Linked DNA regions of Mus musculus: region 2 is linked to region 1. Evidence: chromatin loops called from intact Hi-C (ENCODE). Cell type or tissue: left cerebral cortex. All regions are shown on one strand. Each heading gives the region's core, and the rest is flanking DNA. Links, peaks and the distances in the headings are about the cores only.

Region 1 (15,580 bases), core at 2,596-10,595:
AGTTGGGGGGGGGATTTAGCTTGGGCATAGAAACACACAGCAAGGGCTATGTGATTGTAAAGTGTCCGTGCCAGGTACTCATGATAAAGACAGAGATAACCAATATTTTCTGGAATCTTCCTCTGACAGGTTTATTCCTATGCGAGTTTGAAAGCTTTTAGAGACATTTGGTCTGTTAATTGTTACTGTGGTATATATGAATCTAGTCAGCATTAAAGAAAAATAAAATCAAATAGGAAGAAAGGAAGGAAGAAAGGAAGAAAGAAAGAAAAAGAAAGAATGGAAGAAATAAAAAGGAAGAAAGAAAGGAAGGCAGGCAGGAAGGAAGAAAACAGATCATGTCAGAGAATCATATGGCATTGTGCAGGATTGATGTTTGCATACGCTATTTGCATGTATGTGTCTTTACTGTAATCTAACTTATTTTAAAAATCAGTATGGATATATTTGCCTATTTACAATATCATCATACTTTTTCTTACCCTTCTTCCTGTTCCCTGTGCTATTTTTGTGGTGGAACTCCATGGCTGAGAGCGACTTGGAGAGTAAAGGGTTTTATTTGTCTTATGCTTTCCCATCACTGTTCATCATCAGAGGAAGTCAGAACAGGAACTCAAACAGGGCGGGATCCTGAAGGCAGGAGCGGATGCAGATGCAATGGAGGGGTGCTGCTGACTGTCTTGCTCAACATGGCTTGATCACGTGCTTTCTCATAGAACCCAGGACTGCCAGCCCAGGGGTGGCATCACTCACAATAGACTAGGCCCTCTTCCATCTAATTAAGAATGCCATACAGTCTTGTTTCCAGCTCAATCTTATGGAGGCATTTCTCAATTGAGATTACTTCTCCTTAGATGACTTTAGTGTGTGTCAAGTTGACATAAAACTAGCCAGCACAGCTATGTTATCTGAGACTGTTACCACCCTCACTGAGCCCCACTCCCAGCACATGGTTGAATTAGGCAATGGCTGAGCAAGGTTTGTAACTCATGCTGGAATATTTTCTTTTTGGTCCCAGGTGTGCTGGAGGACGGTGTTTTGGGGCCTGGGCCTTCAGTTCATCTTTGGAATTTTGGTCATCAGAACTGAACCTGGATTTAATGCATTTCAATGGCTGGGAGATCAGATCCAGGTACAGGGAGTTGAATGTCAGAGTTTTTCTTTACCAGGAACCCCAGAGAAGGTTGATTTTAGGGAAGCAGAGGGCTTTGGAACTACACCGTAATGATGGTGTGGCAGAATCTGGTCAGGTAAAGAGAGAGAGTAATGGGGTTCAGGTGAGAATACAGAATCTAGTTGGGTAGAGAGAATAGTGGGGCTCAGGTAGTATAAAAATGTGGTCGGGTAAAGCGAGAGAGTAATGGGGTTCAGGTGAGAATACGGAATCCAGTTGGGTAGAGAGAATAGTGGGGTTCAGGTAGTATACAGAATGTGGTCGGGTAAAGAAAGAGAGTAATGGGGTTCAGGTGACAATGTAAGTGTAGAGAAGTGATTTGCTGAGTCTGTCATTTCGTGACCAACTTTTGGGACATGGCTCACAGGTGGTCACACCTGAGTCCAATCCCATCTTTCTCTGTGGCCCGCCTGTCCTAACTCTTGTCCCTTTTCTTCCCACTTCAGATTTTCTTGGCTTATACTGTGGAAGGATCCAGTTTTGTTTTTGGTGATACACTGGTCCAAAATGTTTTTGCTTTTCAGGTAAAACTTGTTTTGTGGGCAGGAATGACAATGCCAGTGAAGGACAGGGGAATAGAGATGGGAACAATGTGTGTGTTCACAAGACCAGAAAGCATTTACCAACTTGATCCTGGAGAGGAGTCTACTCTTTCCCCATGATCCTTACCATTATGAAATTGGTTTAAAGTTGGGTGCGGGGAGAGGCTCAGGAAATAGTCTGTGTTTAATGCTGATAGTTTGATAGCCTGCAGTGCATTCTGAGTTTATTCCTAAACTACACTGCATCCAATTCCCTGGTCATTCCCAGAGCTCTGTTTAGAAGCCTGCAAGACCTAGCTCACGACACACTGAGCACACACAGTACAATCTCTCACACGCTGCCTCCGTTCTTGTTGCAGTCTCTGCCAATCATTATTTTCTTCGGATGTGTGATGTCTATTCTTTACTACCTGGGCCTTGTGCAGTGGGTGATTCAGAAGGTGAGGCATTTGGTTTCCACAAAAGGACCTTCAGCTTGGATCTTTCAGGGGGAATGAATGAGTTTATACTTACACATTGGGGGAGAAAGTAAATACATAGGATATGGAGAATGAGAACCAATTTGAAAAGGCAATCTCTCTGAAGCATCCTGGTATCAAATGATTGCCCAGGCCTGAGATAGGCTGGAGGCAGAACATGGTAAGAAGCTCTTTCATACTGGGTTGAATTTGCTTGTTCTAGAAGCCCCAAGGCCTGAGCTCTGGCTAATATGTTTGCAACTTGTTCTGTTACTCTGGGCCACACTATTTCTCCAGGCTTCAGTTTCTTTAACACTAAATGGAATAGCAGGGAGGGGTTTTGTTGGACACTATTCAAGACTCCTGCTAATGTTGAAGATTTATGTGTCTGGTTTCTTGTAGGTTGCCTGGTTCCTGCAAATTACCATGGGTACCACTGCTGCAGAGACCCTGGCCGTGGCAGGAAACATCTTTGTGGGGATGGTAAGTACCCTGGAGCCTTCTGTTTTTCTAATCTCTCAAGAACTGAGAGCTTGGCAGAGAACAAATTTGGAAAGAGGATTTTCCCTCTCCTGTCCCTCCCAACCTCCTTCCTTCCTGTTTTTCTAAGACAGGGTCTCATGTAGTCCAGGCTGACATCATACTCACTATGTAGTTGAGGTTGAACTTGAATTCTTGATTTTCCTGCTTCCCCCCGTCTCAAGTGCTGAACATATACACATGTGTCATCACATGGCTTGAAAAGCTCATTTTTCTTATGGAAGTCAGATAAATGGAGACCATGGGGCAGTCAGTCTTTATGAAAGAATCCTCAGAGGGTCAAGGAGAACTCGATGCCTAATGCACAGTCCAGACACACTATCCAGCTTCTTATATAGGGGAATGTCCTAGTCTAAGCCTTATCCCCTCAGGAGCTGGGAAGGATGGTTGAGCTACCTCTGGTTTCTTGCTGTGATTCACCGTGATTTTTCTGAGGTCTCTGAGGAGGCAATGGCTTGTCTTGCTCAGAACTGTCAGGACTCTTCTTCACACAGCATCTTTCTCAGTGTATCCATCTGTGTGGAAGAGCATGTGTTTGTGTGCAATAGATGTCTTTCTCTTTGCTGTGATTAAATACCTTGGAAAAAAAAGGTGTATTAAGAGAAAAAGGATTCATTTTGACTCACGGCTTGAGAGTACAGCCACCCTATTGGGAAGAGCTTGGTGACAGGAGCTTAAGGCCACTGGTGCTTGTGCCCAGCACCCAGGACCCAAGCCTAGGAAATGTCCTAACCACTTTTAGAATGGGTCTTTCTGCTTTAATCTAATTAAAATAATCTCTCACAGGCTGACCTATCAAGATAACCCCTCACAGGCATTCCTAGAGTCATTTTGAGGAGATTCTATCAATTATTGATAATCAACATTAACCATTTCAGTGTTAAATCTATGCTATTGACTGGTCAAATCAACATTAGGGACAATAGTTTTTCAAATGAGTAAGAAGTTAACAATTGGGGTCTTTTTCTCCCAAAGCCTTGGGCTGTTTATCTGCTTTTGATCTGTTTTCACAGTACTTTTGGATTCTTTTATCATGACCTTACATTTTGCTAAAATTATCTATAATCAGTTGAACTTTTCCAGCTAGACCTAATCATCTAAGAGCAGGGCCCTTGCCTTAGTGCTCTACTAAGCTAATCCATCGTTTTGCTGACACTCATTAAAGGATACATGACCTAATAGATTAAGGCTAGGTCATTTCCTCCTTGAATCTTCCTAATTAATAAAAATTACAGACATTTCATTAAAAAATTATATTTTGTTTAATGACTCTTCCTCTCTCATCTCTCCTCTCTTCTCTGTCTCTCTCTCTGTCTCTCTCTCTGTCTCTCTCTCTCTCTGTCTCTCTCTCTCTCTCTCTTTCGTATGTGTGTAAGTAGTCATGTATCATGGCTCTCATATGGAGGTCAGAGGACAACTTGTGGATGCCGGGTTTTTCTTTCCTTATGGGTTCTAGATATTGATATCAGGTCTCCAGGCTGAACTTTGTTGTTGGCTTGACATTATTTTCTTATTATTTCATACAGCATTAGCTTAGATAAGCTATTTTCAGTTCCTTTAATACATGCTCTGTAGACATCTAGTGTGTGGTCAGCAATGGAACTGTACTCTATAATTTACTCACTAAGCTCATGGACTTAGACACCGAAAACAAAGTAAATGAACACCAGTTGTCTACAGTATTCTATAATATGCTAGAGGAACACGTGAAAACAGGACCTCATGGAGATGGTTGGGCAGGTTTTTGTCCACTGACTGGAAGGGCATGTATCTGATAGGTCCATTCTCTATCTGGGATAAGCACTTTGACTTGGGGAGTGATACCCTCTTGGTGTGTGACTATTTTTCTTTGTTTTTAGACAGAGGCGCCTCTGCTCATCCGTCCCTACCTTGCAGACATGACCATCTCTGAAATCCATGCAGTCATGACTGGAGGCTTTGCTACCATAGCAGGCACAGTGTTGGGAGCCTTCATATCCTTTGGGGTGAGGCACAGTCAACATAATTGCTCATGGTGCACTCATGTTGAGGCCCCACAGTGGTGCTAATCCCCATCTGGCTTTACAGATTGATGCATCATCCTTGATTTCTGCCTCAGTGATGGCTGCCCCTTGTGCACTTGCCTTGTCCAAACTGGTATATCCAGAAGTCGAAGAGTCCAAGTTCAAGAGCAAGGAGGGACTGAAGCTGCCTCGAGGGTGAGCTGGGGACAGTTCAGGAGATGATAAGGTGTGCTACCTGAGGAAGCCCAGGGTGCTAGAGACTTCCAGCTTCCCCAAAGGAAGAAGGTCTGTCACTCCATGTCCCCTTTTGCTACCCTGCTTCCAGCTAATCATTTTCAGTCTTTGTTTTGTTTCGACTTAACCTTCCCACCTGGCATTAGTGGGATATTATACAAATATTCTATGTCCTTGGCATCAGACTTTCATGCAATAATATCTGAATCACTTCAGAGTAATCTCCACTATTATAATTACTGAGGATTCCCAGCACCCCTCAAAATGGCTGGCTACCCATTTCTTCCATTTTAGGGTCTATAGAGCTGCTCCTCTCTGAGGAGCTGAGATTACTGTAGATAGCATATTCTTTCTCTGTGCCCAATAACCACAGGGAAGAGAGGAATATCCTGGAAGCTGCAAGCAATGGAGCCACAGATGCCATAAGCCTTGTTGCTAATGTTGCAGCCAACCTGATTGCCTTTCTGGCTGTATTGGCCTTCATCAATGCTACCCTCTCTTGGCTGGGGGAAATGGTGGATATCCATGGACTCAGTTTCCAGGTAAAGTCTTATATGTGTTGGGCATGTTTTCCTGACTCTCAGTAAACTGAAAGCCTGAGGAGGAGAAGGAGGTAGAGGAAGGAGAGGCGGCTAAGTGTCTGGAGCAGCTCCTGGTGCCTGACTTCTGTTGTCTACTCTTCCTTTCCCTTCTTTCTCAGGTCATCTGCTCCTATGTCCTAAGGCCCATGGTTTTCATGATGGGTGTACAGTGGGCAGACTGCCCACTGGTGGCTGAGATAGTGGGAGTCAAGTTCTTCATAAATGAATTTGTGGCCTACCAGCAACTGTCTCAGTACAAGAACAAACGTCTCTCTGGAGTAGAAGAGTGGATCAATGGCGAGAAACAGTGGATTTCTGTAAGTGACAATCCAGCGAATTACAGAGCGAGAGGTTTGGGCCAGGCATATCTAAGGGAAGGTACAGCATGCCACATAAACATTGTGGGACTGCAAATGTTTCTCAGTGTCCCAGCCTATGCATGAGACAAGCAGAAGCACGTTTGTCAGGACCCAAGCTCCTGCTCCAGGTCTCTGTGTTAGTTCTCTCCTGAAATCTGACCCAACTTTGATCTATGAGATAATTGTTGCTTCCTTACACTAGGACAGTCCAAAGAACATACCTTCTCCTGGATGTCCTGATGACCCTTTATCTACACATTCAAACCTCTATGAAACAATTTTTCTCTCTTAGCATCTCTAGGTCATTTTCTCTGTATCTTTAATAAGAACCCTACTGGGCAAGGAGTCTGGTGGTATTACCATATCATGACAATGGTTGTAAGACAGGGGCTGGTTGTTTTCTGAGTATCTTTTGTGTATTCTTTAGAATACTGTAAGAAAGATTTGGTGTGCCTTGGAACTTCTAACATGGTTCTGAGACCCACCAGGACTAAATTTATCTACTTGTTTTCTCTGCTCTAGGTGAAAGCTGAAATCATTACAACATTTTCCCTCTGTGGATTTGCCAATCTTAGTTCCATAGGAATCACACTGGGAGGCTTGAGTGAGTTGTTCAATTCCCCCAGGTCCTCAACATGCCAGGCAGATCCAGCCTTTGCTCACTGCACAGCTGAGGCTAGATAGAGAATCTGGAGTGAAGTGGACCTCGCAGGCCACATGTAGCTCAGAGCTAATGCAGTCAGCTCACTATGGTATATCCTTTACAACCAATGCTTCATCTGCCTGCTCTCCTTTCTGCCAAGGCACAAACAGGTTTTATTTTTAGTTTCCTATAAGGAAGAAGCTATGAACATTATATTTCTATCTTGCTGTTAAACTGCCAAAAGTTCTTTCTGAAATTAATCTTCCCAACAGTTTTTTCTTTTATAAGAGTGATATTTGCACAGGAATTTTAAAAAGCCAAAGGAAAACAGGAGACAAAGCAGATAAGTGGAGTCAGTGAGCATCATATCTTGCTGGGCAAAAGCTGAGAGTCCGGTAGTACAGAGAAGCCATTAGTACGTGAAGCAGAGGTGTTCAGGGTGCTGACTGTGAGTGATGGTTGCAGGAATACCAGGAGAGGGGTGGTGGTCTTGGAGGATGATCTGTGTGTGGGTGTGCATGTGTGCGTGCGTGTGTGTGTGTGTGTGTGTGTGCGTGCGTGCGTGCGTGCGTGCGTGCGTGTGTGTGTGTGTGTGTGTGTGTGTGTGTGTGTATGTGGTGGATCTGTAGGTGTGTTTGTGTGTCTCTCTGTGTGTATGTGTGTCTCAGAATTCCGAGCTGAGCACTTGGAAAAACAAAGTTACAAAGTCTAAGAAGAAATATAGGAAAAGAGTGTGTTAAAACGCCACTTCTGGCAATAATATCTGGGGTAGATTCACTAAATTTATGTCCCTGATAGCTAAGGAAGCAGTTTCTTTTGGTCCTTTTCCTCTCTGTAAAATACTCATCCACACTGCTGTATGTCTGCCAGGTGTTAGCTGTGACTCTGGACTGAGGTGAGATGGATGCTCTCCTGTCCAGTCCTTTGGCTCAAATTCTACATGTAATTCCTGAAACAGTTTCTTTTTGGTCCTTTTCCTCTCTATAAAATACTCATCCACACTGCTGTATGTCTGCCACATGTTAGCTGTGACTCTGGGCTGAAGTGAGATGGATGCTGTCCTGTCCAGTCCTTTGGCTCAAATTCTCCATGTAATTCCACTCTGGACTTACTGGTGTAGACCTCAACTGGCTGACACAGGCATCTGTGCCTATGGGAGCAGCTCAGAGTCCTGCTTGATTGAGATTTATCTTGAATGCATTCCAGAACCACTGAGGTGAGGGTCAGACATACAATCCTTGATCCAGGAGAAGTCTGACTTATGTGTCAAGACTAATGTATGTATGTATGCACCTCTTAAGGAAGCTTTAGCAGGCTTAGGTGGTTGGTCGAAGAACACTAGTCTTCTGACCTGGTTTTTTCATTCTTCTAATGGGGACTGATGGGCTACACCTCCTTGCTGTGTGAGGAAGACATCAATTGCTTTCTCTTGTTGTCTACAGCATCCATGATACCCCAGAGGAAGAGTGACTTGTGCAAGATTGTGGTCAGGGCCCTCTTCACAGGTGCCTGTGTTTCCTTTATCAGTGCCTGCATGGCAGGTAGGTGCCTAAGTATTGTCTCTGGCAGAGACTACAGGATCTCTCTCAGAATGTTTATTTAACTAACCATCTACCCCACAGACACCTAATCTACGGTGTTACCAACTCCCATCCAAGCAAAACAGAACGTTGGAGTGCATGTGTCAAATCTGTCTCTTTAAATAACTATTATCTTCTCCATGCAGGAATCCTCTATGTTCCCAGAGGCGCTGAAACTGACTGTGTCTCATTCCTAAACACAAATTTCACCAATAGAACCTATGAGACATATGTGTGCTGCAGAGAGCTTTTCCAGAGGTAGGCAAACACCAGGGTTTCTGTTCCCCCCCTAGCATATCCTCTTATATGAAGGGAACTTCTGGATGTTGGGAGATGGAGGTCTTGAGTACAGAGTCTTGGAAGCTGTGTGGAGTGTATGAGACACAACATGGATGCTTGTGATTGATAGTCTGGACTCTTTTCTCTTAGTAGGTTTTATCTTCATTATTAGTCCTACTGTGTGTGGCAGGTTCCATTTATTGGTGTTGTATAGCAGAAGGGAAAGAAGTTTGGTCTCTTGGTTAAGAAGTTCCTGTGTTTATTGTGACTGAAATGTATGGAGTAGACAATGATGATTTTACAGTCGTCTAAAACTCAGATTTTTTTTCCAGATAGAAATAAAGCAGACCAGGAGAAGACAGATTTTAAATTGAAAAGATAAACTTGAATTCAGATAGTGTGAAGGTTACCTTGTTTACTATATTCTAGAATATGAAAGGAACCTATCACTGAGCCCAAGGAATGAGTTTTGGGACACATAGAAGGAATGAGGAAGTAGAATATTTGATGTGGTAAAAGCCAAAAAGGTGCATGCTGGTAGTAGCCTGCAGGTGAGTGGGGAGAGCTCTAGGAAGCAAGACTGAACCGTTATAGAAAGGCCTTGCATGAACACCTCGAGGAGTCCAATTTTGACCTGCAGGATTCTGGACCCCAGCATGGTGAGCTGTGCTTTATGGAAGGGTGTTTGGTAACAAGGAGAGCAAACGCATCACTGTAACAGTCTTAGCAAGAGAGTAAGACACTTAACAGATACAGGCACCACAGAAGGGAGAGTCGATAGGAGTGACCCTCAACTTCATAGAAGAAAGGCCCAGGGTGAAGAGGGGAAAGAATGGTCTTTTCTGACTTGGGTCTGTGTGTCCATCACAAGGAGGAACAAGAAATAGGAGAGAAGGCTAAAGGCATGGCCTCTTCTGGTTCTGGATATGTTATTTTGGAGGTACCTGAGTGACTGGCATATAAAGTGAGTCACAAGTCAACTGGAGTCTGAGGCTCAGGAGAGAGGTCAGATCTGGAGCCTGATTAGGAGGCAATGTGTATGTCCTTGATGTGTCCCTGTTCTTAATCAGATGTTAGCTGTAGAACAGGTTAAGAAACAAAGTAAAAGTAAGTGAATTGCAAATTTCATTTATTGTTAAAGCAGAATTTATAAAGTGGCTAGATTGTTTGTCTGGTGGAGTTCTAATGTGTATATTCTCAGTGGATTTTCTAAAGACATATTCTAAGAATGGTTGGCATCTAGAAGCCCAGAGAAATATTTTCAGGGGCTCAAATACCATATAAATCCACTCACAAGTCAGCTGGAGTCTGGCTTAAGTAGCTGTTCAGATGCAGCTCTTGCAGGTGGACTAACAGGCTGCTGTCCTGGAGGGCCTGAGTTCTATTTCCCCATGCACACTGAGGGCTTCCAACCACCTACATCTCCAGCTCCAGAGGGTCCCATGCTTAAGTCCTCTGCAGGCACCTGCCCTCACATGCACACACCCACACCTGCACATGGAATTAGAATATGAGAAAAATAACAGCTGGATTTGTCTTTCTTTCTGTCTGTCTGTCTATATGTAATGATAATAAAAAAGTGGATATTAACTTGAGAGTAGAGGATAATATGGGAGGGATTCAAGAGAGGATAAATGGGAGGGGCTGGAGGGAGGAACATGATGGAGAGAAGTGATATAATTCTGTTTCAGTTTGAATAGAATGAAAATCAAAAATTGAGAAAAAGAGAAATAACTTTGTCTAATTAATTTGTAGCAATAAAGTATAAACAGTATTTCTTTCTCAAAAGGAAAGTGGCCCTAGTTATCAGCTTTTTTTTTTTTATTAAATTAAATTCTGGATCATGTATAAGGTCTAATTTTTTTCTCAACTGTTTGGAAATGCCAGACATTTGTAACTGACCTGAGGTTAGGAGCTGGGCTCTGGGCAGACAATGGTCAGGGTTCTGTTCTAGCGTCGACTAAAGCGTGAGAAGCCAAGTTCGTTCAGTTGGATCTCATGTCCTGGTTATGACAACAGATCTATGCACAGTAGGTTTGTTCTCAGTTATTTGGAAAACTTGTCGATTGTTTTGCCTTGTTTGTGTCTGACCCCTGTGCATCTGGTTTTATCATTTCAGTACTTCGCTGAATGGCACCAACATGCCTTCTTTCTCAGGCCCCTGGCAAGACAATGTGTCCAGCCTCAGGAATCTTGCTAGCTGCTGTGACCTCTATACCAGCACTGTGTGTGCATGAGGCTGGTGGGCCGCTCCAAGACAGTTCTCATAGAACAGATTCATATTACCAAATACATTTTCATGTACTTCCTATTCTCTGAGAACCCCACTAAACTCCACAAAGTGAAATTTCTGAGCTCACTATAGCTCTGTATAAAAATCAGCCCTTACCTTTCCAGCGGCATGACATGAAATTCCGGTTACCAGACATGAAATTCATTATAGACCCTCTTGAGCCAAAGTATGGTGGGCATGTAACTGAGGAGAAAATATGTGTGTGGTGAGGGCTAAGATCCAGGTTCAACCCCGGGCCTGGCCCAGAGTGGGGAGAGTGGGGAAATCAAAGTAGATGCTTAGTTTTAACTTGGGAATGGTGGCAAACCCCGTGGTCTCTTACCTGTAGGCTCACAGCTAAGGGGATTACCTCAGATTCAAGGCAAGCCTGGCCCAAACATGACATGTCCTAGTGTAGGAGTGGATGTGAGGGGAGATATTTTTAAAGTTATATTGAAACATGTGTGAATTTAAAGACACACATTCTTTTTGTATTGCCAAAGACTTATAAACACAAGAGCTTCTTTTATTTTCATAAAGAAATAAAAATGATTCCTGTAATAAAGTGTTGTTTTATTTATTTATTTATTTATTTATTTATTTATTTATTTATTTATTTATTTATTTATTTATTTGAGGCAAGGTTTCTCTGTGTAGCCCTGGCTGTCCTGGAACTCACTCTGTAGACCAGGCTGGTCTCGAAATCAGAAATCTGCCTGCCTCTGCCTCTCAAGTGCTGTGATTAAAGGCCTGCACCACCACTGCCTGGATATAAAGCATTTTTTAAAAAGTAAGCATTTTTAAAATTGTGCGTGTGAGTACAGGTGCCAGAGGAACCCTGAGATGGGAGCCACCTGGACCTGGAAGTATAGGTGGTCCTGAGACACCCAATATGCATGCTGGGGACTACACTCCTGTCTGCTGCAGGAACAGTATACCCTTAACCACTGAACCTTCTTGTAAGCCCCAATACATAAAATCCTAAGGAATATCCATAATTTACCAGGCTCTTATTTTGATTTGGTATTCTCATTCAGTGCCAGTTACCTGCAGTTCAGGTTTATCTAGAATCCTTTAAAATAGTTTTGGACCATCTATAAGAATTACCCTACAAAAAGCTGGCCAGATAGCCTGAGTTAGACCCCGGGAGGATTTCTCTCAACAGAAATGGGTAAGGGGCACACATACAAGGGCTACTTAACTCTGTAACTCCAGCACCCTCACTACAGCACTCACACCAGGGCTATTTAACTGTCTCTCCAGCACCTCACTATTCTTGGCTTCAGCTCCTCAGTAAGGGGCCAAGTGTGGGTGACATATGACTTGAATCTCTGTGAGCATGAGGTCAGATTGGTCTACAGGGTGAGCTTCAGGACAGCCTGGGCTACAGAGAGAGACCTTGTCTCAACAAATCAGAAGGAAAAACAAATAAAAATGCAAGAGACTCTGCTGGATTTATGATCTGGTGCTGGTGCCATTCTAAAGAACCCAGGAACAGCCCAGTGGAGGGGGTGGCAGAGGCAGTGCCATAGACAGCAATGCTTCCACGGAGCTACCCAGAGCAGTCACAGATCACAGAGAGGCTGGGTGTCCAAAACATCTAGGAATGATTGGGTCATCATCAATAGGTTAGAGGGTAACCTTTCTGTCCAAGTATGCAGGCATGAATCAGCAATCAGAGGCTTGCTGTGTCAGAAATCAGGTCTGTACTGCCACCTTTTGGAATCTGGAGATTGGCCTCAAGTCTTAAACCTGTGTGCTAGCACCTATACCCATTAGTCTATGTTGTCAACCCAAGATTGTTTTTCTCATCACTGTACACTGTGTCATGCCACCTACCCATGAGCGTGATCATTCAGTCACCATACACAACTACTGAGTTTCCTTAAAAATCCCTACCTTCCTGGTAAGTGACCCTTCAAGGTCCCTACCCTCTCAAGTGAAAATAACTACAGCTTCATAGAAGGCTTGCTGTGGAAGATGCAGTATCTCCTCTCTAGCATCATCACTGTGACACAGAGATGCATAGCGAGTGTTGGCTCTCATTTCTCCTGCCTTCATTTGATTCCATATCTCCTGTCCTAAGTTTAGCAGTGCTAGAATGTGGATGTTTGTACCCCACTTCACTCATGTATTGAGACCCTGTCCAGGAAGTGTTAGTATTAGAGGTGAGAACTTAGAGTGTGTTTAGGTCATGTGGGTGGAGCTCTCATGAATGGGATCCATGCAATGATTGAAGAATCAGAAAACACTTTGTCCTTCTGCCTGTTGGTGAGTGATGGGCCTGTATATGGAATCGGGTCCTTAAACACCAACCTCTGCTGCTCTGATCTGGGATTTCTCAGCCTTCAGATTTGTGAGGAATACATTTCTATTGTTTAAGTGCCCTTTTGATTTAAGGTATTTTGTTTCTAATAGATCAGGCAAATGAAGGCGAATACTTTTTGCATACGTCTACCATAGACATATTTTACTTTCTCCAGGGGTACCTGGCACCCTGCCCCACATATGCCTAACTCCTCTCCTACCTAGTCTCAGAAGGGCGGGATTAGAGGATGGGTCCATTTGGGCTGGAGTTTGCTGAGGGTTACAGACTAGAAGTCCTTGCTCTGGTTAAGATACAAGTCTAAAGTTCAGAATTGATGGAGCCATATACTGTCTTAAATAATGATGGTAAGCCAAGGAGCAGGGGTAACCAGGTCATCAAATGGCTCCAGTGGGAATACTAGTTCCTTGGAATGACCTGTCCTGGGGATGAGAGGTTGGCCACCAAGGGTGAAGTTGAGGAAGCATTTCAAGAAGAAGTAGCAATTTCCAGGATTGCACGCAGTGCAATTTATCCGAGAGATACCTATGGACAGACACACATACTGACTGATAGTGGGACAGGAGTGTTAATGCACCTCAATCAGAAGCAAGGGTTTAAGTGAGACAAAGGTAGACAACAGCAAACAAGAATGTGCCCGTCCGTTCTCAGAGAGGATTCTTGTGTCAGTCAAGTAATAGGGTAGGGGCTAGCAACATGGCTCAGTGTGTATCAGTGCTCGTTACATTTTTTTTTTTTTTTTTTGGTTTTTCGAGACAGGGTTTCTCTGTATAGCCCTGGCTATCCTGGAACTCACTTTGTAGACCAGGCTGGCCTCGAACTCAGAAATCCACCTGCCTCTGCCTCCCGAGTGCTGGGATTAAAGGCGTGCGCCACCACGCCCGGCAATAAGTTTTTTGTTTTTTGTTTTATTATATGTAAGTACACTGTAGCTGTCCTCAGACACTCCAGAAGAGGGAGTCAGATCTCGTTATGGATGGTTGTGAGCCACCATGTGGTTGCTGGGATTTGAACTCCTGACCTTCGGAAGAGCAGTCGGGTGCTCTTACCCACTGAGCCATCTCACCAGCCCAATTTTTTTTTAAGAGTAAATTTTTGTCTCTATCTCAAGGTTGGCCTCTGTGGCAGTCATTGCCAGATTAGCCATGACTGTAAGAATTTTCCCCACGTGTTTGGAGAACGAAACAAAACAAAATACAGCAAAATGTAAAACAAGTTAAAACAAGTTAAGTTTGCCTATTCATGTCAGATAGTCTATGGATGAATAGGTGGTGTTCAAAACCCTCAGAGACCTACGGAAGATGTCATTAAAGGATGTTTTATTATTTTAAGGATTTTTGGGTATGAGACATGTCACCTCCATACATCACCTCCACTTCTACCTCAGAGAAGATGATGAACATCAGAGACTCCTTATGTTTGCTTCAAATCGGGCAGGCTGCCAGGAGGCAAAATTGTTCCTTGATTCAACCACTGACAAAATGCTGTCCACCATGGACAAACATGGACAAAAAATGGACAAAATGAAGGAAATATCCTTCATTCAATGAGGAATTCAAATCTGAGTCATGTTGCCATGGAAAGCTAATCTTTGCCTTGTGTTTATGAAGTACTCAGCTCCGTAGACATGTTTACCTCTCTTGAGGGAACAGCAGCTCCTGACAAGAAGAAATAGGATTTCAGCCAAAATCTCAGGTCTCTATGCTCATTAAAAAATGCTTCAGCTGGACATGGTGGCACACGCCTTTAATCCCAGCACTCGGGAGGCAGAGGCAGAGGCAGGCAGATTTCTGAGTTCGAAGCCAGCTTGGTCTACAAAGTGAGTTCCAGGACAGCCAGGGCTACACAGAGAAACCCTGTCTCAAAAAAACCAAAAAAAAAAAAAAAAAAAAAAAAAAAAAAAAAAAAAAAAAAAAAAAAAAAAAAACCAAAACACACACACAAAAAAACCAAACCAAAAAACAAAACAAAACAAAACAAAACAAAAAAAAGAGTAGATTCAATAATCTACCTCTTTCCCCTATTATTTCTATATTATTCCTATCTCTTCCTTTCTTTCTCTTCAACCCTTTTTTCCCTCCATAAGAAAGAAGTGATAGAGAAAAGAAAAGGAAACAGAGAAGTCCCTGAGTCTAATTTTCTATACCTTGTTTTCTCCTTAATCAAGACCATTGGATAACTTGCAGCCAACCCCCGTAAATAACAATAACCATCCATAACCCATTGAATGAACATAAAACCATCTACCCCACCTTTTGTGAAATGGGCTGTCATTCTTTTAAGACTGCTTCCTATTGATTTTGGATATAGTTTTTCCTTTTTGGGGCCCCAGAAAAAATTGGTTCTTTTGCTCTGAAAACACATCAACTCTCACAAGTAATATATGTTTTTCCATTAACATATGTATTGAATGTCTAGTGTGCACAGACCAGTTAAAGGTGATTCTTTGTTCTTTGTTTGAGCAAGTAAAAGACATCTGACTTCCTTAAGTTAGTTTGGATTGTATAAGTGAACTATAATATAAATCTCCATCCAAACCATGTGAAAGGATGGCATGTAATAATATGTTAGGAGGACTTTGTAGCCAAT
Region 2 (15,580 bases), core at 4,800-12,799, 59 kb after region 1:
TTTATATTATTTGTGACTATGGAGAAGGGTGTTGTTTCCCTAATTTCTTTCTCAGCCTGTTTATCCTTTGTGTACAGAAAGGCCATTGGCTTGTTTGAGTTAATTTTATATCCAGCTACTTCACCAAAGCTGTTTATCAGGCTTAGGAGTTCTCTGGTGGAATTTTTAGGGTCACTTATATATACTCTCATATCATCTGCAAAAAGTGATATTTTGACTTCTTCCTTTCCAATTTGTATCTCCTTGATTTTTTTTTTTTTTTTTTTTTTTTTGTCGAATTGCTCTGGCTAGGACTTCAAGTACTATGTTGAATAGGTAGGGAGAGAGTGGACAGCCTTGTCTAGTTCCTGATTTTAGTGGGATTGCTTCCAGCTTCTCACCATTTACTTTGATATTCGCTATTGGTTTGCTGTAGATTGCTTTTATCATGGTTAGGTATGGGCCTTGAATTCATGACTTTTATCATGAATGGGTGTTGGATTTTGTCAAATGCTTTCTCCGCATCTGACGCGATGATCATGTGGTTTTTGTCTTTGAGTTTGTTTATATACCTAATTACGTTGATGCATTTCCATATATTGAACCATCCCTGCATTCCTGGGATGAAACCTACTTGGTCAGGATGGATGATTGTTTTGATGTGTTCTTGGATTCAGTTAGTGAGAATTTTATTGAGTATTTTTACATCAATATTCATAAGGGAAATTGGTCTGAAGTTCTCTTTCATTTCTGGGTCTTTATGTGGTTTAGGTATCAGTGTAATTCTGGCTTCATAGAATGAATTGGGTAGAGTACCTTCTGTTTCTATTTTGGGGAATAGTTTGAGGAGAATTGGAATTAGGTCTTCTTTGAAGTTCTGATAGAACTCTGCACTAAACTCATCAGGTCTTGGGCTTTTTTCGTTGGGAAACTATTAATGACTGCTTCTATTTCTTTAGGGTATATGGGGCTGTTTAGGTCATTAATCTAATCCTGATTTGATTTTGGTACCTGGTATCTGTCTAGAAATTTGTCCACTTTATTCAGGTTTTCCAGTTTTGTTGAGTATAGGCTTTTTTAGTAGGAGCTGATAATGTTTTGGATTTCCTCATGTTCTGTTGTTATGTCTCCCTTTTCATTTCTGATTTTGTTAATTAGGATCCTTTCCCTGTGCCCTCTAGTGGGTCTGGCTAAGGGTTTATCTATCTTGTTGATTTTCTCAAAGAACCAGTTCCTGGTTTGGTTGATTCTTTGTATAGTTTTTTTTGTTTCCACTTGGTTGATTTCAGCTCTAAGTTTGATTATTTCCTGCAGTCTACTCCTCTTGGGTGAATTTACTTCCTTTTGTTCTAGAGCTTTTAGGTGTGTTGTCAAGTTGCTAATGTGTTCTCTCTCTAGTTTATTTTTGGAGGCACTCCTAGCTATGAGTTTTCCTCTTAGAAATGCTTTTATTGTGCCCCATAAGTTTGTGTATGTTGTGGCTTCATTTTCATTAATCTCCAAAAAGTCCTCAATTTCTTTATTCCTTCCTTGACCAAGGTATCATTGAGAAGAGTGTTGTTCAGTTTCCACATGAATGTTGGCTTTCTATTATTTATTTTGTTATTGAAGATCAGCCTTAGTCCATGGTGGTCTGATAGGATGCATGGGACAATTTCAATATTTTTGTATATGTTGAGGCTTGTTTTGTGACCAATTATGTGGTCAATTTTGGAGAAGGTCCCATGAGGTGCTGAGAAGAAGGTATATCCTTTTGTTTTAGGATAAAATGCTCTGTAGATATCTGTTAAGTCCATTTGTTTCATAACTTCTGTTAGTTTCACTGTGTTCCTGTTTAGTTTATGTTTCCACGATCTGTCCATTGGTGAAAGTGTTGTGTTGAAGTCTCCCACTATTATTGTGTGAGGTGCAATGTGTGCTTTGAGCTTTACTAAAGTGTCTTTAATGAATGTGGCTGCCCTTGCATTTGGAACATAGATATTCAGAATTGAGAGTTCCTCTTGGAGGATTTTACCTTTGATGAGTATGAAGTGTCCCTCCTTGTCTTTTTTGATAACTTTGGGTTGGAAGTCAATTTTATTAGATATTAGCATGGCTACTCCAGCTTGTTTCTTCATACCATTTGCTTGGAAAATTGTTCTTCAGTCTTTCATTCTGAGGTAGTGTCTATCTTTTTCTCTGAGATGAGTTTCCTGTAAGCATCAAAATGTTGGGTCCTGATTGGGTAGCCAGTCTGTTAGTCTATGTCTTTTTATTGGGGAGTTGAGTCCATTGATATTAAGAGATATTAAGGAAAAGTTATTGTTGCTTCCTCTTATTTTTGTTGTTAAAGTTGGCATTCTGTTCTTGTGACTGTCTTCTTTTAGGTTTGTTGAGGGATTACCTTCTTGCTTTTTCTAGGACGGGGTTTCCATCCTTGTATTGTTTTTTTTTTTCCTGTTATTATCCTTTGAAGGGCTGGATTTGTGGAAAGATAATGTGTGAATTTGATTTTGCCGTGGAATACTTTGGTTTCTCCATCTATGGTAATTGAGAGTTTGGCTGGGTATAGTAGCCTGGGCTGGCATTTGTGTTCTCTTAGTGTCTGTATAACATCTGTCCAGGCTCTTCTGGCTTTCATAGTCTCTGGTGAAAAATCTGGTGTAATTCTGATAGGCTTGCCTTTATATGTTACTTGACCTTTCTCCCTTACTGCTTTTAATATTCTCTCTTTATTTAGTGCATTTGTTGTTCTGATTATTATGTGTCGGGAGGAATTTCTTTTCTGGTCCAGTCTATTTGGAATTCTGTAGGCTTTTTGTATGTTCATGGGCATCTCTTTCTTTAGGTTTGGGAAGTTTTCTTCTATTATTTTGTTGAAGATATTTGCCGGTCCTTTGAGTTGAAAATCTTCATTCTCATCTACTCCTATTATCCGTAGGTTTGGTCTTCACATTGTGTCCTGGATTTCCTGGATGTTTTGAGTTAGGATCTTTTTGCATTTTCCATTTTCTTTGATTTTTGTGCCGATGTTCTCTATGGAATATTCTGCTCCTGAGTTTCTCTCTTCCATCTCTTGTATTCTGTTGCTGATGCTCACATCTATGGTTCCAGATTTCTTTCCTAGGTTTTCTATCTCCAGCGTTGCCTCACTTTGGGTTTTCTTTATTGTGTCTACTTTCCTTCTTAGGTTTTGGATGGTTTTATTCAATTCCATCACCTGTTTGGTTGTGTTTTCCTGCAATTCTTTAAGGGATTTTTGTGCTTCCTCTTTAATGTCTTCTACCTGTTTAGCAGTGTTCTCCTGTATTTCTTTAAGTGAGTTATTAAAGTCCTTCTTGATGTCCTCTACCCTCATCATGAGATATGCTTTTAAATCCAGGTCTATCTTTTTTGGGTGTGTTTTGGTGCCCTGGACTGGGCAAAGTGGGAGTGCTGGGTTCTGATGATGGTGAGTGGTCTTGGTTTCTGTTAGTAAGATTCTTACGTTTACCTTTTGCCATCTGGTAATCTCTGGAGTTAGTTGTTATAGTTTTCTCTGTTTAGAGATTGTTCCTCTGGTGACTCTGTTACCCTCTATCAGCAGACCTGGGAGACTAGCTCTCTCCTTAGTTTCAGTGGTCAGAGCACTCTCTGCAGCAAGCTCTACTCTTACAGGGAAGGTGCACAGATATCTGGCATTCAGACCTCCCTCCTGGCCAAAGATGATGGCCCAAAACAGGGCCTTTCCCAGAAGCTGTGCTCCTTTGGCCTGTCCCAGAAGCTGTTAGCTTCTGTAGTCCACACTCTCACCTGTGCAGACAACTTTCGGCAGAGTCTCGGAACCAAGATGTTTTCCGCTGATGCTGAGGCAAAGCTCTCCAGGGCTGGGCAGACACCTATCCTCTGGCTGGGAAGGTGGCCGGATGTCTGGAGCCCGAAAAGAGCGATGCCTCAGAAGCTCTGTGGCTCCTGCCATCCCAGAAGCTGTTAGCTTCTGTAGTGCACACTCTCACCTGTGCAGACTACTTTGGTGGAGTCCCGGAACCAAGATGGCTCCCGCCGATCATCTTAACACAATTTATTCACACTTCTATCTGTACCTGCTTATAAGCAGGCAGCTAATCAAAGCAGGATTTAAACCCAGAATTCTGGTGGAGCCCACATTAGACAGATTTTGTGTATCCTGTTAAGACATATTAGAACAATATATCCTTATACCATTTTTCTGTTTGGATCTCTGCCTAGAGCAACCATCTTGTTATACCATCTATCTGGTCAGCTGTCTCCCTTCACATTTTGATTTTTTTCTTTAAAAAGCAATTCTCATAGTCTGCTGTCCATTTTATTTTGATTAATTTTTAAAAGGTTATTCTTCAAGTCTCGTTTCCAATCCTCATTATTTTCTCTCTGCTGCTCAGTTTGATCTGTGAGCAGCTGCATCCTTTGTTCTAGTATCTTTTCTAGCACCTGTCTCTCACCTTCATTTTCATCCTCCTGTCTCTTATTCTGATCTATAATTTCCTTTGTCTTTGATTCTCATGTTTTCTCTAAACCCGTTGCCAAGTCTTAAATTTCTCTTTCTGTTGTTCATGCTGTTCTATAATTTCCTGTATCTTCTGTTCTAAGCCCTGCTTCCATAATCTTAGCTACTCTTTATGTTGTAATTCCAATATTGCACCATCTGCCTGTCTTATTTTGATTTGCTAGCTTCAGTAAAATATCCTCTAGGGTTTGCTTCCAAATTTTATCTCTATCTCCTTACTGTTCATTCTGATCTGTGAGCTGCTACATCCTTTGTTCTAGTGTCTTTTCTAGCTCCTGTCTCCAACTTTCACTCTCCTCTTTCTGATGAAATCCTGAACCTTTAGTTCTAGTGTTTCCACTAGGCTATGTTGCCAAGTCTTAAACTTATCTCTGTTGCTCAGACTCACCTATGAACTTTAAAAGTCTTTATTCTAGCATCTTCTCTAGCTTCTGTCTCCAACCTTCATCCTACTCTTTCTGTCTCTTATTCTGTTCTATAACTTCCTGTGTCTCCAATTCTAGTGGTTCTAGAATTACTTGTAATATCTTTTCCAAGGCAAAGTATATTTTTTATCTAGGGCCCTGTCTTTTGAGAAGACATAGTAAATCGAGAGAATAAATATTGCAATACTGGTAAATGATATAGTGTCTATTTCCTCTAAATATTATCACATAAAGCCAAAAAGATATTTATTGTGTTTCTCATCTTTATCAAAAGGCTGTATCTCCCTCTTTATATCAATGAATTACCTGGTCCAGAGCCCTTTGTACCTTTGTCTCCTGATTCTTTATTCACAGCAGGGGTTGAGGGCAGAAAGAGCCACATCTCTCTGTGTCCCTGTTTGGGGGTAGGAGAGACAGGATGGGGGGGGCAAAGGATATGGGGAAGAGAACACAGAAAGACTCTCACGGGCATAGATGCTTCTATAAGTTCACTGTGTCTGCCCAAATACTACCTTGCAGGCATTTATGTTCCAGGGTCACCTGTTCCTCTCTAGCTCCAAGCTGAGGTGCTGCCCCTGGCCTTAGCTCTCTATCTGGATGTTGGGGGAGTGAGCCTCTCTGTCTCTCTGTAGGCCCCTCAGACTCAAGTCAGTTTCTAATCCATACTGCTGCAGCCTATATCACTGTTCAAGCCCTATTTGGTGGTTGAAGGCTGTGAACTTTTATCTCAGTTTAGTTGAGTTCAAATCAATACATTGGGCACCAATTTGTTGAGGTAATTCTCCAATCCAAATATGCCCTGGCAATGAAAACACAACTCAATTAATAGGTGTACAAGCTGTGTGCCTAGATTGGGCAGATCTACAGCTACACTATCTACATATTCCCCATCTATGAGACTCCTTATAATTTGTGGTTTCTCCAGACCATGCCCTTCTGCTCTACCTTCCTTCCACCTCCTTCTCTCACTCAACTTTCAGCTCCACCTTGCCTTATTCTGCCCAATCACAGGCTCTAGACTTTGGTTTTTTTTTTGCAAATTAAGGTGGGAAAAAGGTTTACTGGGAATCACCTGAGTGCTGATTTATTCCTTGTTTGAAGCCCTTCCCCAGAGAATGTAATTAGCATCAAATTACCAATAGCCCCAGGGCTATCTGCAATAGGATGTCAGTAGGTCAAGGAACCTGGCACAAGGTGTAACTTATGAGGGCATGTCCTGGTGATTGACTTCCACCAGTTGGGTCTCAGCTTCTATAGCTTCCTCCATCTCCTAACATAGGAGTCTTTTTAATTGTGAATGGGTCAGTGGATTAACTCACTAATGAGATCAAAGCCCTCTTCTTACCTCCTTTCTCTTCTTTTTCTTTTCTTTATCATGAGACAAGGTCTCTTGTCCAGGGTGGTCTCAGAACTCTTTATGTAGCCAAGGATGTAGCAAAGGATGACTCTGGACTTCTGATATCCTGCCTCCATCTCTTGAGTGCCAGGATTACACATGCACTACCACACTCAGTTCATGGAGTACTGGGCGGTGAACCCAAGGCCTTGTGCATCCTTGACAAGAGATGTCTGAGCATCAAAGCCATCTCTTTAATATCTTCTTTTGACAGTTCCTGAGTGGACTCCAGGCTCTTACCTATAGCAAGGCAAAATGTAGAGAACACATGGCAACAGGCTTATTAGCCCTAGTCCTGTTTCTGATAGTCTTGGGTCAGCATTGCTGGTGCACTTGGGACTCAGTCTGAAATCCCAAGAGGCCATGACAGATGTGAGAAAATCCATGCTTCTCCTCAGTGAAGTGGTCAGAGCAGATGCTTGCACTTATATCAAGCTATTAGCCAGGTTGCCTCTTCCTGCTCTGTGATTTAGCTCCTTCCCCTCTAGTCCTCCAGAGCCCCTCTACCTGCTTTTGTCTTTACAGCCCCTTAGGGCAGTGGCTATCAACCTTCTTAATGCTGTGACCTTTTAATGTAGTTCCTCATGCTGTGGTGACCCCCAACCAGAAAATGGTTTTGTTGCTACTTCTTAACTTTCATTTTGCTATTGTTATGAATCAAAATGAAAATATCTGATGTGCAGGATATCTCATATGTGACAGACACCACTAAAGGAGTCAAGATCTACAGATTGATCTGTTTTAGTGTCTGCAGGTATATGTGTACCACATGCATGCCTGGTGACCACTGTGTTCAGAAGAGGGGAGTAAATCCTTGGGACTGGGGCTACAGGTGGTTGGTAAGCCACCATGTAGGTGATGGGAATTGAACCTGAGTTCTCTACAAGAACAGGTGTTTTAGCAGCTGAGCCAATCCTCCAATTCCCAACCTTAAAATCATGATTTCCTGCCTCCACTTCTTAAAGTTTGCACTACATGAATGGCTTGTTTTTTATTTTGGGAAGCTGGGGGTTGGACCCAGGGTCTTGTATATTGTAGCCAAATTTTCTGCTAACCTACATCTCCAGCCACCAGTCTATGTAGTAAAGGCTGTAAGTTCACAAATAACATATTTGATATTAAAAATTTTTGGAGTGGTTAGAAATAAATAGCAATCCACATGAGCCAACACATCATTTTTTTTCTTTCTGTTTTGAGTATTTGGATTAGTCACTAGAAGCACCTTCAAGGATTAATCTATATATCACATTTTATTGATATGTCTGTATGAGAAATGAGAGTTATATGTTTGTATTCTCAGATTAGACACTAATTTATGTAAATTGGGGGTTAGAAGGTAGGGAACTACCAGATCATTCTCAAGGTTCCTCTCTGTGTAATGAATAAGCCCTTGTTTTATCTCATCAAACTTCCGACTAAGGGAGTTCTCTGTTGCTCTTCTCCTGAGTTTGTGACACAGCTATGGTATTCCTCCTCCAGGGTGTTGCCAGGAGCCTCTGTAGTTAGCCAGATCTTGTGGCTGGTTCTCGACACAGCTCAAAGGCCAGAGCAGCTGATCTCCTTTGCAGGAATCTGTATGTTCATCCTCATCCTCTTTGCCTGCTCCAAACACCACAGTGCGGTGAGTTTGAGGGATTTAGGTTGGACATAGAAACACACAGCAGGGGCTATGTAGAGATTGTAAAGTGCCCATGTCAGGTACTCATCATAAAGACAGACCTAAGCAATACCTCCCGGAATCTTCTCCTGACAGCTCTATTCCTATGAAAACCTTGAAAACTTTTAAAGATCTGTGGCTTCTTGATTGTCACTATGGTAATTATGGTTTCTAGTCAGTGCTAAAAATAAATAGAATATAAAGAGGGAAAGAAAAAATAGAGTATGGCAGAGAATCAGGTGACACTGAGCAAAAATGATGCTTGTGAATGTTATTTGTATGTGTGTGAAATAACTATCATGTAACTTATTTTAAACAATATGGACCCACCCCAGCATGGCTTTGGAGGGGACAGAGTGACATGGTTCCTGACCCTGGGACAGGGCCTGGGTGTGAGCCTCCATGAGTGTCAATGGCTACTGTGGGCATAAAGCTTGTTTGTGTAATAATGTACATATTTTCTGGAACCAGTTCTAGCAGTGAAGGACTCTTTCCTTCTAAGGTATGTCCTTGCTGTTAACTTTAGTGACTCCATGATGGTTAGAAACAGCAGGAGTCCAGGAGTCTAGGGTATAACTATATTTCAGTAAAATTGTGAATAATGAGACCTTTAGGGTAGCCTTTTAGACTATGGGAAAAGACTCTAAATACATGCGTTTGAAAATATATAATTTTTCAACTATGCAAATAATAAGGATGCAAAGTGAATTATATGAGGGGCTTCATGAATCTAAAGCAACAAAAGCAGCTGCACTGTGAGACAACTTGTTAGAAAATCACTAAAGAAAGAGAAAGAGATTTAGGGAGTGGTGATCTCAAGAGAGCCCAACCAGCTAAATTTTTTGTTTATGCTTACAAGGGCAGATAGATTCCTGAGTTCAGGGTCAGCCTAGGACTGAGCAAGGTTAGACCCAGGCATAGTGAAAGTATTAATTTCAGGGCAGGGTCCCACCCGACTACCTTATTGTCTATGTTTTACAAAGGCAGACAGATCTCTGAATTCCTTTGCAATGTTAAGAAAATGTATGCTTGCTCTCTCCTAAGAATCAAAGGGCTGGAGTCAAAGGACGCCAATTCATAAGATAATTGAAAGAAAACCTGGAATATATAACTCAATTGATATGTAAATAAAAAACTGGGCTTGTGGTCTGCATGAGATGAGCTAGCAGAAAGCTATAGCAGTTCTTTAGAATTTTCTCTAGAGAGAGTTATGCTGTCTGGAGATGTCTGGAGAGCAAAAACAGCCCTTCAAAAATTTTTTTCTAATAAGATTTCAGCTTGGCTAGAAGATTCAAGAATTTTTTTATAGCAGCTTTTCTGACTTTGGTCAGAAAACCCATGAGCAATCCAGAGAACTTTTAGAATTTTTACTAATAGAGAGAACTGTCTCAATTAGAGTTTTTAGAATTAGCAAAAAAAAAGCTGTCTAAAGCACAGTAGAGCACACACACACACACACACACACACACACACACACACACACACACACACACACACACCAGTCAGGAAAACCACCTCAGCAGAACCTAGGCCACCAGCTTGAAGCCAGAATTTGACTTCTTGAGTCCTTTGTTTTCACCACTCCCAGAAACCCCTTCTCTGAGAACCCCTCTCCAGGCTGTGGTTGGTTTTTGGCAGACAGACAATACTTGTGTATTTCCCTTTACCTATCTCCCTATTACCCATGCCATTGCCTTAGGGTACTATTTTTGTGATAGAAAACAATGGTCAAAAGCAACTTAAGGAAGAACTGGTTTATTTGGCTTATGCTTTAGCATCACTGCTTGTGGTGGTATTCGTGGTCCATGGGAAGTGGCACTAATAGAAAGCATGTCTTTATCAGAGGAGATGTAGCTTGGAGGCATGGCATAACCTGAAAATGTAACCAGTCCCAACTTAAATGTTTGCCTTCATAAGAGCTGCCTTGGTCATGGTGTCTCTTTACAGCAGTGAAATCATAACTAAGACACTGTTCATCATTGAATGCAGTCAGAACAGAAATGCAAAAACAGGAGAAACCTGGAGGCAGGAGCAGATGTAGATGCAATGGAGGGATGCTGCTTATTGACTGACTTGCTCAGCCTGCTTTCTTATAGAACCCAGGACCACCAACCAGTCCAGGGATGGAGCCACCTACAATGGTCTAGGTTTCCTCCTTCAATTGCTAATTAAGAAAATGTTATTCAGTCTTGTCTCCAGCTCAATTTTTGGGAAGCATTTCTTAATTGAGGTTCCTTCCCCTTAGATGACTTTAGTGTGTGTCAAGTACACATAAAACTAGCCAGCACAGCTACGTTATCTGAGACTGTTACCACCCTCACTGAGCCCCACTCCCAGCACATGGTTGAATTAGGCAATGGCTGAGCAAGGTTTGTAACTCATGCTGGAATATTTTCTTTTTGGTCCCAGGTATGCTGGAGGACGGTGTTTTGGGGCCTGGGCCTTCAGTTCATCTTTGGGATTTTGGTCATCAGAACTGAACCTGGATTTAATGCATTTCAATGGCTGGGAGATCAGATCCAGGTACAGGGAGTTGAATGTCAGAGTTTTTCTTTACCAGGAACCCCAGAGAAGGTTGATTTGAAGGAAGCACAAAGCTTTGGAACTACACCGTAATGATGGTGTGGCAGAATCTGGTCAGGTAAAGAGAGAGAGTAATGGGGTTCAGGTGAGAATACGGAATCCAGTTGGGTAGAGAGAATAGTGGGGTTCAGGTAGTATATAGGATCTTGTTGTGTAAAGAGAGAGAGAGTGAGTTATGGGGTTCAGGTAGTTTACAGAATCTGGCTGGGTAAATGGGGTTCAGGTGAGAATGTAAGTGTAGAGAAGTGATTTGCTGAGTCTGTCATTTCATGACCAACTTTTGGGACATGGCTCACTGGTGGTCACACGTGAGTCTGATCCCATTTTCCTATGTGGTCCACCTGTCCTAATTCTCGTCGCTTTTCTTCCCACTTCAGATTTTCCTGGCTTATACTGTGGAAGGATCCAGTTTTGTTTTTGGTGATACACTGGTCTACAATGTTTTTGCTTTTCAGGTAATACCTGTTTTGTGGGCAGGAATGACAATGTCAGTGAAGGGCAGGGGAATAGATCTGGGAACAATGTGTGTGTTCACAAGACCAGAAAGCATTTACCAACTTGATCCCGGAGAGGAGTCTACTCTTTCCCCATGATCCTTACCATTATGAAATTGGTTTAAAGTCGGGTGCGGGGAGAGGCTCGGGAAATAGTCTGTGTTTAATGCTGATAGTTTGATAGCCTGCAGTGCATTCTGAGTTTATTCCTAAACTACACTGCATCCAATTCCCTGGTCATTCCCAGAGCTCTGTTTAGAATCCTGCAAGACCTAGCCCACGACACACTGAGCACACACAGTACAATCTCTCACACACTGCCTCTGTTCTTGTTGCAGTCTCTGCCAATCATTATTTTCTTCGGATGTGTGATGTCTATTCTTTACTACCTGGGCCTTGTGCAGTGGGTGATTCAGAAGGTGAGGCATTTGGTTTCCACAAAAGGACCTTCAGCTTGGATCTTTCAGGGGGATGAATGAGTTTATACTTACATGTTGGGGGAGAAAGTAAATACATAGGATATGGAGAATGAGAACCAATTTGAAAAGGCAATCTCTCTGAAGCATCCTGGTATCAAATGATTGCCCTGGCCTGAGATAGACTGGAGGCAGAACATGGTAAGAAGCTCTTTCATACTGGGTTGAATTTGCTTGCTCTAGAAGCCCTAAGGCCAGAGCTCTGGCTAATATGTTTGCAACTTGTTCTATAAGTCCAAGGCACACAATTACTAAAGGTCTCTGTTTCTTACCAGTAAATGGAGTTGGGAAGGGGATAGAGTTTTGCTGGGAATTATACAAATTCCTGATAACGTTGAACATTTAGGTGTCTGAATCCTTTTAGATTGCCTTGTTTCTTCAAAGCAAGATGGGCACCACTGCTCCAGAAACCCTGGCCATGGCAGGAAACATCTTTGTGGGGCTGGTAAGTAACCCAGAGCTTCATGCTTTTCTTTCTTTTGAAAAATAGTTTTATTTATTTATTTATTTTATATGTATGAGTATACTGTCACTCTTTTAGACATGCCAGAAAAGGGCATCAGATCCCATTACAGATGGTTGTGAGCTACCTTGTAGTTGCTGGGAACTGAACTTAGGACCTCTGGAAGAACAGTCAGTGCTCTTAACTGCTGAACCATCTCTGCAGCCCAAACCTTCTGTTTTTCTAATCTCTCAATAACTGAGAACTTGGCAGAAAACTAATTTAGAAAGAGGATTTTCCCTCTTCCATCCCCCGCCTTCTCCCTTCTTTTTTTTTTTTTTTCTAAAACAGGGTCTCATGTAGCCCAGGCTGACCACATATTCACTATGTAGTTGAGGTTGACCTTGAATTTCTGATCTTCCTGCCTCTGTCTCTCAGGTGCAGGGCATATATGCCTGTGTCATCACGCAGCTTCCTAGACTCGTTTTTCAGAGGAAGTACAGAGAAATGGAGACCGTGGGGCATTCAGTCCTTATGAAAGAGTCTTCAGAGGGTCAAGGAGAACTTAGTTCATTTCTTTGACTCTTGATGCCTGATGCACAGTCCAGACATACTATCTAGAAGGTTGTCCTTAGCCAATGATCTGGCTTCTTACACAGGTATATAGGTGAATGTCCTAGTCTAAGCCTTATCCCCCTCAGGAGCTAGGAAGGATGGTTGAGCTACCTTTGGTTTCTTGCCGTGATTCACCGTGATTTTTCTGAGGTCTCTGAGGAGGCAATAGCTTATCTTGCTCAGAACTATCAGGACTCTTCTTCACAGAGCATTTTTCTCAGTGCATCCATCTGTGTGGAAGAGCATGTGTTTGTATGGAATAGATGTCTTTCTCTTTTGCTGTGATCAAATACCGTGGAAAAAAAGGCATATTAAGAGAAAAAGGATTTATTTTTGTCCCAGCCCTCAGGACAGTCAAACAGGGTCTGAGGAGCCACCTGTGGAGAGAATGGGGGGCAATAAACTCAAATCCTGGAAGCAAGTCTGTTTGATCAAGCTGACAAATTTTATTTTACCCAGGCAGGTTTTATACCCATAGAAGTAGGATATGGGGAGGGGAATGATGCAGAATTGCTTTGTTTCTGGAGAAATGCACATATTCTAAAAAGCAGGATATTGGCTAGCTAAAGAGTTCAGCAGGAGGAACAGAACAAAGTGGGTTGCTAGGTACCTGTCCACAAGATCTATAGGATTTGTTCTTAACTGGGGGTAGTATTTTCCTACAGAGGCCTCAATTTTTCCCACAGAAATGTCAACTAAGCTAGTACTTTTCCACTAAGGCCAAGACTTTGTAAGTAAGCACTTGTGGCTGACAAGGCAGTTAACATTCAAACAGGGATGCTCCTAACAATTTTAACTCACAGTTTGAGAGTACAGCCATCCTGTTGGGAATAACTTGATGATAGGAGCTTAAGTCAGCTAAATAATGATGCTTGTGACCAGCAACCAGGACCCAAGCCTAGGGAATGGTCCTACCCACTTTTAGAATGGGCCTTTCTGCTTTAATCTACCTAATTAAAGTAATCTCTCACAGGCTGACCTATCAAGATAACCCCTCACAGGCATTTCTAGAGTCATTTTTTAGGAGATTCTATCAATTATTGATAATCAACATTAACCATTTCAGTGTTAAATCTATGCTATTGACTGGTCAAATTAACACTAGGGACAGTAGTTTTTCAAATGAGTAAGAATTTAACATTGGGGTCTTTTTCTCCCAAAGCCTTGGACTGTCTATCTGCTTTTGATCTGTTTTCAGAGTACTTTTGGATTCTTTTATCATGACCTTACATTTTGCTAAAATTATCTATAATCAGTTGAATTTTGACAGCTAGACTCTAAGTTATCTAAGAGCCAGAGCTTTGCATTTATGTTCTTAGTAGCTAATACATTCTTTTTTATTAGATATTTTTATCATTTACATTTCAAATGCTATCTCCAAAGCCCCCTACACACTCCTCACACCCTGCTCCCCAATCCATCCCCTCCCACTTCCTGGTCCTGGCATTGCCCTCTATTGGGGCATATAATTTTTGCAAGACCAAGGGCCTCTCCTCCCATTGATGGCTGAATAGGTCATCCTCTGCTACATATGCAACTAGAGACACAGCTCTGGGGGTACTGGTTAGTTCATATTGTTGTTCCTCCTATAGGGTTGCAGATCCCTTTAGCTCCTTAGGTACTTTCTCTAGCTCCTTCTTTAGGGGGTCCTGTGTTCCATCCAATAGATGACTGTGAGCATCCGCTTCTGTATTTGCCAGGCACTGGCATAGCCTTAAAACCTAATGCATTCTTTTGCTGACACTCATTAAAGGATAAATGGCCACATAGATTAAATGTAGGTAATTTCCTATATTGAATCTTCCTAATAAAAATTTACAGACATTTCATTTCATTTAAATTGTATTTTATTCTCTCTCTCTCTCTCTCTCTGTCTCTCTGTCTCTCTCTCTCTCTCTCTGTGTGTGTGTGTGTGTGTGTGTGTGTGTGTGTGTGTGTGTGTGTGTGTGTGTGTATGTGTTTTCATGTGAATGTGTGGTATAAGTACTCATGTATTATGGCTCTCATAGGTCAGAGGACAACTTGTGGTTGTCTGTTTTTTCTTTCCTTCTGTCTACCAATGTGGTTATTGTATACTGATCTCAGGTCTTCAGCCTGAACGTTCTTGCTGGCTTGACATTATTTTCTTTATTATTTCATGAAGCATTAGCTTAGGTAAGCCATTTTTCAGTTCATTTAATACTTGCTTTGTACACATCTAGTGTGTGGTCAGCAAGTAGATTTTTCTCTACAATTTACTCACTAAGTGCATGGATATAGGCAGGGTAAACAAAATAAATGAACACCTGTTGTCTATAGTAATATATAACATGATAGAGAAACAGGGAAAAACAAGCCACAAGGAGACAATTGAGGAGGCTTTTGTCCACTGGCTGGAAGGGTATGTATCTGATGGGTCCATTCTCTGTCTGGGATAAGCATTTTGACATGGTGAGTAATACCCTCTTGGTTTGTGACTATTTTTCTTTGTTTTTAGACAGAAGTACCTCTGCTCATCCGTCCCTACCTTGCAGACATGACCATCTCTGAAATCCATGCAGTCATGACTGGAGGCTTTGCTACCATAGCAGGCACAATGTTGGGAGCCTTCATATCCTTTGGGGTGAGGCACAGTCAACATAATTGCTCATGGTGCACTCATGTTGAGCCCCATAGTGGTGCTAATCCCCATCTGGCTTTACAGATTGATGCATCATCCTTGATTTCTGCCTCAGTGATGGCTGCCCCTTGTGCACTTGCCCTGTCCAAACTGGTATATCCAGAAGTCAAAGAGTCCAAGTTCAAGAGCAAGGAGGGACTGAAGCTGCCTCGAGGGTGAGCTGGGGACAGTTCAGGAGATGGTAAGGTATGCTACCTGAGGAAGCCCAGGGTACTAGAGACTTCCAGCTTCCCCAAAGGAAGAAGGTCTGTCACTCCATGTCCCCTTTTGCTACCCTGCTTCCAGCTAATCATTTTTAGTCTTTGTTTTGTTTGAACTTAACCTTCCCACCTGGCATTAGTGGGATATTA

Evidence for each region. A loop is a pair of places that touch in the nucleus more often than their neighbours do. Peaks named below come from ENCODE experiments on the same cell type or tissue, not always from the same donor. Only the 100,000 strongest peaks of a DNase experiment are listed, where the experiment ranks them.
Region 2: it touches region 1 in a loop (1.8-fold over the local background); 13 of 42 quality-filtered maps call a loop at or near these places.

Annotation. Positions count from the first base shown.
Region 1 is chr2:122,449,908-122,465,487 of GRCm38, forward strand. It overlaps Slc28a2 (solute carrier family 28 (sodium-coupled nucleoside transporter), member 2), which reads left to right. Exons shown (of 20, transcript NM_172980.4): 9 at 1,019-1,132; 10 at 1,621-1,698; 11 at 2,076-2,156; 12 at 2,577-2,657; 13 at 4,574-4,699; 14 at 4,782-4,912; 15 at 5,325-5,493; 16 at 5,652-5,849; 17 at 6,414-6,495; 18 at 7,977-8,075; 19 at 8,261-8,372; 20 at 10,513-11,226. The coding sequence ends at 10,630. Among named protein-coding and RNA genes, the nearest start is that of Slc28a2b, 27 kb to the right of the region's middle. In left cerebral cortex, for the core only: no CTCF peak of the experiment used is centred there; a DNase peak (open chromatin) is centred at 6,652.
Region 2 is chr2:122,506,584-122,522,163 of GRCm38, forward strand. It overlaps Slc28a2b (solute carrier family 28 member 2b), which reads left to right. Exons shown (of 18, transcript NM_001085518.1): 6 at 7,784-7,925; 7 at 10,371-10,484; 8 at 10,922-10,999; 9 at 11,377-11,457; 10 at 11,879-11,959; 11 at 15,048-15,173; 12 at 15,255-15,385. Among named protein-coding and RNA genes, the nearest start is that of Slc28a2b, 29 kb to the left of the region's middle. In left cerebral cortex, for the core only: no CTCF peak of the experiment used is centred there; no DNase peak of the experiment used is centred there.